2 separate regions of the Homo sapiens genome follow, and region 2 is linked to region 1. Evidence: chromatin loops called from intact Hi-C (ENCODE). Cell type or tissue: OCI-LY7. All regions are shown on one strand. Links, peaks and the distances in the headings refer to the core of each region. The heading gives the core; the rest is flanking DNA.

What was found. A loop is a pair of places that touch in the nucleus more often than their neighbours do. Peaks named below come from ENCODE experiments on the same cell type or tissue, not always from the same donor. Only the 100,000 strongest peaks of a DNase experiment are listed, where the experiment ranks them.
Region 2: a loop joins it to region 1, with 6 times the contacts of the local background. A loop is called at or near these places in 1 of 110 quality-filtered maps.

What each region holds. Positions count from the first base shown.
Region 1 is chr4:18,978,091-18,982,502 of GRCh38, forward strand. All of the region lies in intron 3 of LOC107986263 (a long non-coding RNA gene), which reads right to left. Among named protein-coding and RNA genes, the nearest start is that of LINC02438, 480 kb to the right of the region's middle. RefSeq lists an enhancer at 2,767-2,816. In OCI-LY7, for the core only: no CTCF peak of the experiment used is centred there; DNase peaks (open chromatin) are centred at 2,601 and 3,301; H3K4me3 peaks cover 1,744 bases; H3K27ac peaks cover 3,541 bases.
Region 2 is chr4:18,696,277-18,700,688 of GRCh38, forward strand. The region is part of intron 2 of LOC105374510 (a long non-coding RNA gene); the gene reads left to right. Among named protein-coding and RNA genes, the nearest start is that of LCORL, 680 kb to the left of the region's middle. RefSeq lists an enhancer at 2,217-2,296. In OCI-LY7, for the core only: no CTCF peak of the experiment used is centred there; a DNase peak (open chromatin) is centred at 2,055; H3K4me3 peaks cover 621 bases; H3K27ac peaks cover 523 bases.

The DNA of each region.
Region 1 (4,412 bases), core at 318-4,317:
TCTTTGACTTTGTTAATGGAATTCTTTTTATGTCTATTTTCATTTGTGACATCTGGGTTTCCTCTCACTTTGGTGGGCCTACTCTTTCCCAAAAGAGCTATGCCAGAGCTCCTAAATTGTTCTAATGTATATATTTTTTAAAATTATTTTAAATATATGTGAAAAGTTATAAAATATACTTGCATATTACTATTTATTATTGGCATACTATTTTATATATATTTGTACACGTTATAATTATTTATATATGAGACAGTTAACCTATACATTAAAATTTTCTGTAAGAATTTTTTGTATGTGGTATGTGCTTTGTTTTCTTATAAGTTTCTAAACACTTATACTGGCTGTAAAATGAAGTACCATTTTGCTAACTAATTAAATTATAACTTCTCAAATATTCAATCATATTTTCTTTTGGATCAGTTTTGAAGTAATTATTCTAATCAATATGACTATACCTATGCTTTTGCCATACCATTTCTATTACAATAGCTTTAATGTAAGTTTGGTACTTGCTAAGGCAAATTTCCCTCCAGTATTCCTTTTTTTTTTCTTTTGGCCACAATCAAATTTTATTTTTCCATGAACTTTTATATCAATATATCCAGTTTTAAAATAACTTTGTATTCTAATTTGATTTATAATATACTTATCTTGTAAATATGGAAGGATTTACATTTTTGTAAATTATAATCTTATTAAAACACATCGTTGCTCCTCTATTTGTTCAGATTTTAGATTATATATTTCCATCAATGATTGTTGTTTTCTTCATCAGATTTTTCTCCATTTTTTATTTTAACTGGACAACAGTGGAAATACTATTATACTGAAGTCTTTATCAGTCTCTAATTTTAATGGTTCATCTTTTCTTTGTGTGTGTGTGTTTTTCTGTATGTATTGTTTTGTTTTAGTCAAATTATTTTGATGATTCTAGTTATAAAAATATATCATCTGTTAAGAGAAAAATTTCTTGTCCAATGATCATGTAGATTTATATACATATTTCATTCTTGACTTATTGTATTAACTAGCATTTTCAAACCATATAAAATTATGTTTTGCTCCTAATTTTAATGGAAATGATATTACATTTAATTCTTTAGAATGATTTTTCCTGTTTGTTTGAATAGTATTATGTCCACTATATTCCTTAGAATTTTTTAATAAAAAATGCCTGAATTGTACCAAATGTACTTTTAATACATTGCTATATTAATTTGTATTTTTCTTTTAAATATATTTATTTGATATATCATATGCAGTTATTATTTCGGTATTTGAATAATGTGGCTCGATTTCACTTATACTATACAGTCATTTTGTAATATGGGATTTAAATTCTAATTTTAAATTTAAAATTGTACATTATCATTACAGTGATCAGCGCAGCTTTTTAAATCTTTTTTATCTTGATAAATTTGGATATTAAAGTTTCACTTGTTTCTAAAAATAAAATGGGGGCTTTCAATCTTTTGTGATCTATAAAATTCTTTCACAGCACTGGATTACCTGTTATTTAAAGATGATATAAAAATTATCTATAAAGATATCTAAGGTAATTTATTTTTAAATGGCAAAATATTTCATTCATACCACTAATTTTTTGTAGTTTATGTCTGTTTAACTTCTCTACTTTTTTAGGATCAATTTTGATAATTTGTACGTTGGTAAGTAATCATTCCTTTTTTTTCCAAATTTTCCAATTTGTTGCCCTAGTTTTGCACACAATATTTGCACATAAGTATTTTAAACCTAAAAATATAATATGTCTCCTTTCCGATTTGTCATAATATGTAGTTTTGTTTTCTCTTTTGTTTCTTTAATTAAAATTTCATCAGTTTTGTGAGCCTTTTTAAAAAATCAAATCACAGGGTTTTAAAAAATCATATCTATAAATTATTTTTGTTTTCCATATTTCAATAACTCATGTTTTTATAGGTTGCTATCCTTTGATTTTCAAGAACTGTAGACAATAGCTAAATTTTGCAAGGATGGTAAATTAGTAATGACCAAAATTTATTCACAAATATTGTAGCTTCTCCTAATTCAAATATATATACCAGTAAATTTTAGTCTAGTTGCTATGATTATGTATTCATTATTTTATATTTATTGTGCCTTTATTGTTACTTTTAGTTATTTTTCAGTTATACGTGTGTTAACCTCTTTGTTTTCATATATGGACAGTAATATATAAATTGGGTTGATTTTCCAGATTCTAGACATTTATATCCTCCCCTCTTCTTGCAATTACTTATTTGTGAATTAAAACTGCTCTCAATTAGCAGGAATAATATATAGTACATAAATAAACAATATTGTCTAAATCTTTCTTCTCTGTTTTGAATTATTTCCTTGAACTATATCACAGATATGGTTGTAACAGACAAATAGATCTTCAGGTGTTCCCCATAAACTCCACTTTCTATTTTTCACAGCCTTGTTCAGTTTCCTCCCTTTACATGTAGTGCCGAAACTAGCCCAGTTGTACCATAGAAGTGCTGTCTACTGTTTTTCGGATAAACATAGAAACTGACTCTCCTGGTCTTAAAGCTTGAAACTTAAATTTGTCTCATCTGAGTTCCTTCCCCAGGAAACCGGCCTTCAGGCCTCCCAGGTGGTATTAGGGAACTGAAACTCACCAGATCGCTGCATCCAGACAATGAGATACCAGGCTCCTCACTCATCATGACTACCTAAGCAACCACTGGCTTCCTGCTGACCAGCTCCTCTTCCTTACCCCTCCCTAATTCCTGTGTTCCTACACATAGTTAACTTCTCCCCTGCTATATGAACCCCTAAACTTAGCCAGTTGACGAGACAGATTTGAGACTGATCTGTTCTCCTTAACCAAAGCACCTGAAGAAAGCTTTCTTCCCCAGCAATACTCATTGTCTCAGTGATTGGCTTTCTGTGCAGTGAGCAGCAGGACCTAGACTGAAACCCTGGCATTTAGGCAGCAGTGGTGGCCTGTGACTTTAAACAGCAGAATATGGCAAAAGTGATGGAATGTATGTGATTACGTGTATATGATTACGTTTACATAAAATTGTAGTGCCTGTCTTACCAGAGTATCTCCCTGCTGGCTTTGAGGGAGCAAGTGGCTATGTTGGGAAGCCCTGTGTGGCAAGGGATAGTGGATGGTATCTGGGAAGTGAGGGTGGTCTCCACAGCCGACAACCAACAAGAAACAAATGCCCCCAGTGTTACTACTGCAAAAAACTGAAGTCTACAAACAACTCAAATGAAGGTGGAAGTGAATCATTTCCGTTCGAACCTGTGATATGACTTCATTCCTGGCTGACACCTTGATTGCAGCCTGTGCATCCCTTAGAGAATCTAGCTAAGTCATGCCCAGACTCCTGACCTACAAAACGTGATACAAGAAATATGTGTCATTATAAGCTGCTAAGTATTTAGAAGTACTGTCATGTATCAATAAAAATACAGGAGTATTATCAGGTCATATGGTAGCATCTCTCCAATACAGTAAGACATTTTAAAACTTATCTCCAGAAAGATTGTCAGCATTAGGTAAAATAAAAATGTTGGAGCTATCAAAATGTATCTATTTCAATCGCGCCTTTTCATGTTAAGTAATCATTTCAAATTTTAATTTTTAAAATAAAATTTTATTTTAAAATTTAATTTGCATATATGTACATAAATATATATTTGCATATATATATGCAGTCTTTCCTTAGTATCTGTGGGGAATTGGTTCTAGAATTCCCTGCAGATACAAAAACATCCATGAATGTTTAAGTCAATTATATTAAATGGTGTAGTATTGACATATAACCTATGTACATCCTCCTGTATACTTTAAATCATCTCCAGATTACTTATAATACTTAATATAATGTAAATGCTGTGTAAATCATTGTTATATTGTATTAAGGAAAAATAACAAGGAAACAGTTTGTACATGATTAGTTCAGACATATATATCCATTTAAAAACATTTTTTGATATGCAATTTTTTGAATTCACCCATGCAGAAACCATGGATACAGAGGGTACATGTATATATATTCAAACATGTAGTTGCTCATTAATGAGGCTAAAAAATTGTCAAGGTTTTATTTGCTATTTGTTTTATCACTGGTGTGAACTGTCAGCTCCCTTCCTTTGTCTCCTGGCTAAGTTTGAGAATTAAATTAATAGAATTTTTAAAAGCAGTTCTGAAATATTTTGGAGTGCAAATGTTTGTCACAGTAGTCAAAAATTTTTCCTTCACTTTATTTAGGCAATTTCTATATTATGAAAATATCTTCTTTGCTTTTAATTGCCTCTCTGGATATCCCCATCAAATATGGAAATCAAATATTTAATGTAAAATGGCATTTTTTGAGCACCCATTATATGCCAGACAGTTTGTGCATGACACATGGTCCTTGAGTGGTGAC
Region 2 (4,412 bases), core at 249-4,248, 280 kb before region 1:
CGGCTGGGCTCTCCTCCAACCGCCCCAGCCAAACGCCACATCGTTCCGCCGGTCGATGGCCTTCCAGTGCCTCTCTCTCCATGTCCAGCCGCTTGTCTTCTTCCGCTGGTGTGTTCCTCTTGACGTCCAGCTGCTTGTGTGTGTGCCTGCTAGGGTCTCCGGGTTTTTTATTGGCACAGGATGGGGGTGTGGCAGGCCAGGGTGGTCTTGGGAAATGCAACATTTGGGCAGGAAAACAGAAATGCCTGTTGGCACCTAAGTCCACGGGCACAGGCCCTGGCCAGAGCCCTAACCAGGAACCACAACCTCCTCTACCCAACACTTCCCTGAATCCTTTCCATATCAATATGTATATGTGTGTGTGTGTGTGTGTGTGTCTATATATATATATATATATATATATATATATATATATGGAGAAAAAGAATATATATACATACTCCTTTTCTCTCCTTTTTCTGTTCAGTGGAATTTGCATGTGGTGGAAGGAACTAAAATAGTGTCAGAGCCAAGAGAAAAGTTCCCCTTTGCCTGCTGAAGGTTCACTGAAAAATCAACTCACAGAATGACATACAAGTTTATTTAACATGTACACACAGGAGTCTTTAGAAGGAAAAGCCAAAGATACAGGGGAAATCGTCTATTTTATGCTTAGATTCAACAAACTATGGACAGCTGTGTAGACATATCACTGGACAAAAAGGGTGTGATCCAATTCTAATAGACTGAGTTGGGAAGCCCAGCGAGGCCTGTGTGTCCAGATTCTTCTTGGCCCCTCTGAGCATGCATTTCTTTCTTCTGGGTGTGGGCCAGGACCCTCTCTAGAATGGGGGTCTTATGACCTACAGCCAAATAAGGTGAGTTAGGTCATTTCCTTGTAGTTTTTACACAGAAAGTTATAGAAGAACTTACACCAGTATTACTCGGTTTTATGGCTGGTTTGGGGGGAAACGCGGTTCTGGTTTCAGTGATCTGCCTTGGGGAAGAAGGATTCTAGGTTTTATGGGTAGCCTTTGGGGAGAATGGGACTGAGAGACTGGAGGGCAGGAGAATGTCAGAGAAAAACTTTGGTTTTTGAGGCTGCTTCTGAGGGCTTCATTTTAAGATATTGTTTTGGGGTATTTTTTGGGTATTGTTTTCCGAAGTCCCATCATTAGTCATTTTAAACCACCAAATGGGGAGCTGCATATTAAAGATGACAGAACAATACGACAGAATAAGCCTAGGTTCCACAGGGGAGAAAAGATTCCTTTTCTTACCCATCACAAGTTTCATAGCTGAGATCCCCCATAACCAAAGGCAGATGGACAAGAGTAAAACATTCAGATTTACTTGATATAACTTTTATGTGACATGGGAGGCTTTAGTATAAAGATCTGTGTAAGAGAGGAAAACTTTTTATGAACACGTGCAGAAGTCAGAGTGGAGGGCTTGAAAAGGGGTATAGTCTAATGGTAATACACGGCGGGGGTGGGCGAGGAACTTAGCAATGTCTGTTCAGATTCTTCTTGGTGTCTCTGTGTGGCATTCCTTCCCTCTGGGTACAGGGCAGGACACTTGTCATGTGAGAGTCTTCAGGGAAGAAGAGAGAGAAAGGCCAGAGAGTGACTTTCATAGGTTTTATAACCTGCTTCAGGAGAGAATGGTGAGAGAAGGCTGGAAAGACCTTTCTGCTTCTGTTTTTTTTTTTTTTTAAATGCCAAGGTGGGATATTGTGGGTAGCATACCCTGAACAATTTCAGAAGTGTGCAACTGTATATCACAACTGTGTAGGGCCCCAAAACATTTTCCTCCCCTATCTGAATGAAGATTCTATAATCGAGTCTGCTGAAATGAACTGACAATAGACAAAGCTGGGGTAAAGGCATACAAATGTATTGTGTGCATAAACACGAGAGTCACACAAAATATGAGGTTCAAAGAGGGGACCAGGTGGCAGAAACTTAAGTAGAAAGAAACGGGGGCCTCTGAGAGGGAGGGGAGGTGGTGACACATACCATGGAAGGATAAGGAGAGAAACAATGGTGAGCAAAGGCTGTCTTATTACGCAGATCAAGTTTCTCAGGTAACAGCCCTTAGAAAAGTAGCTGAAAGAAGAAGTGAAAAGTCTGTCCTGGCGTGTTGTCCTGGGCCTGGCGACTTTTAGTTTCCTTTCCTGCAATACAAATTAATCTTCCCTGGTCAATAAGATTTCAGACAGGAGATTGAAGGCAATCGTGTTTCTTTTGGAAGAATTTCCCTCAGTCAGATAAGGAAATTTCAGGGACAGCTCCTCCCTGCACTTGGTAGGAGAAACTAGGGAGGGTCAGAGAGTCCTTGATTCCAAAGCAGCTTTGAAAGCTCTCATTTCCTTTAGTTCTTCGTGCTGAGCGTGCCAAAGCACCAAACGTTGGGGTATCATTTTCTGAGCCCAACACCTGGCCTGCTTACCTCTGGACTGCTGTGTGAGTGAGAAACAAACCTTCCGATTGTGTATGTGCTCTTATACTGGTCTTTATCACCTTGACTGGAAATCTCTTTGCATGGCACCCTGCCCTGGTTTCTGGTAGTGAGGTAGGTAATTATGTCTATCATTTCTTGTGGAATCTGGACAACATCACCACCTCCTCTCACTCCTGAAATGATTTCAAAGCTAAGACAATGTCACTTTACCAGCGATTGGTTTCTCCTCTCCCTTCCTGATTTTTGCATACTACTATAGTATGATCAAGAGGTAGTGCTTTTATTCATTATTCATTGATGAAACACACATTATTTAGAATTTGCTACTATCCAGGCTTCACTAAGTACCAAGTTAATTCAGGATTCCTTAAATAATTTATCATTTAACAGAGGGAGATGGAAGTATTAAAAAGTAAGCACACTAAAGCCAAAGAGAGGCACGTCCAGGTGACAGTGAGAACGTAGAGGAAGGGTGTTGACTCAACATAGCTCATACTGCTCTTATATACTTTTAAAGGAATTCATATCATTTTAATATCCCATTTCTATGATGCTTCCATCACATAAGCTGATTTTTGCCCTCTCTTTGTTGTGAGGAATAGATAAAGGGCAATTGGTTAATAAGTTTGAGATCATCGTTCATAAAGTCCTAAGCACTGGTCATATTGAGAAGTGATCTTAACAAGTTCTACAACTCAACTTAAATGCTTACGTACTAACATGCAGAATTATTTCCTGTCTGAACTCCTACAACAGATGCTTTTCTTGCTACAAAGTTTGCTATAAATTATATGGTAAGATAGGGCACAGACCCCCCCTGCCCATTGCAGTGCAAAGTGCTGGACAAGCAATACGATCAATAATCACTTGTTGAGTTTGGCAGGGAGGGAATGAAGAAGGGAAGGAAAGATGATAGGAAGGAAAGAAGGATATAGGAAGGAAAGAAGGAAGGGAGGGAGGGAGGAAGGAAGGAAGGAAGGGAGGCAGGCAGGCAGGCAGGAAGGAATCATGGCATAGCCTATGTTACTTTCTAGATCACAAGAAACCAAAAACAAATTGATTCTTAGTATGTCTGATGCATTGTTACAATTGTTATTATTGAAGCAAAAATAGAAAAACAGGTAGCTGTATCATCATTCAAGTTACTGTTAGGAGACCTAAGTTAGACTCCTAGCTTAGCGATTTACTAGCTAGGTGGTCCTTGGCATAATAATTAACCTCAGTGAATCTCAAATTCCACATCTGTTGTTTGGGCATCATCCCTGTCATGCAATGTTTTTGTGAAAATGAAATGGAGTGTCTATGGAACTTCTTAGCAAAGATCCAAGTTCATAGTAAATACTCAATAAATGTTAATGGCATATGCATTTTAATAATACACTTTTTATTTGCAATATATTAACTATGTTGAAAAGTACATATTTCAAATAATAAATATCCATTTACCAATCTCTCAAGATTTATTGGATGTTAAAGATATACACAAACTCCTTTGTAGGAGGTAGGCATTCTGCATCATTTTTTAGTCTTTGAAATCATTTTTCCATTACAATTTCCCCATATGTTATCCCAATATATTTTTGCTCTTCAAAAATTCTTTATTGATTCACCAATGTATATAATAAAATAATTTATTTTGAAATTTGAAATGAAAATAATTTGACATTAAAATTATTATTTATTTATTGTGGCCATAAAGGTCTATGTGTTTTGTAGCTTTTCCTGGATTAGATTCTGAAGTCAAAAGTTAATATATAATTGATAAGAGCTTAAACATTAAAATGTTGTTAATAGATATTAAATGCAAAATGTAAATTTTGCTGGAAATCCTTGTATTGTTGAGATAGGCAGGGCTGGATTATCTAGTTATGTAGGAGCTTTTGCAGATATTTCTATTTTGAACTGTACCTTTGTTAAATACACCAGAAGTTTTTCCTCTTTAAAGCAATTCATCATAGTTGTATTAGGGA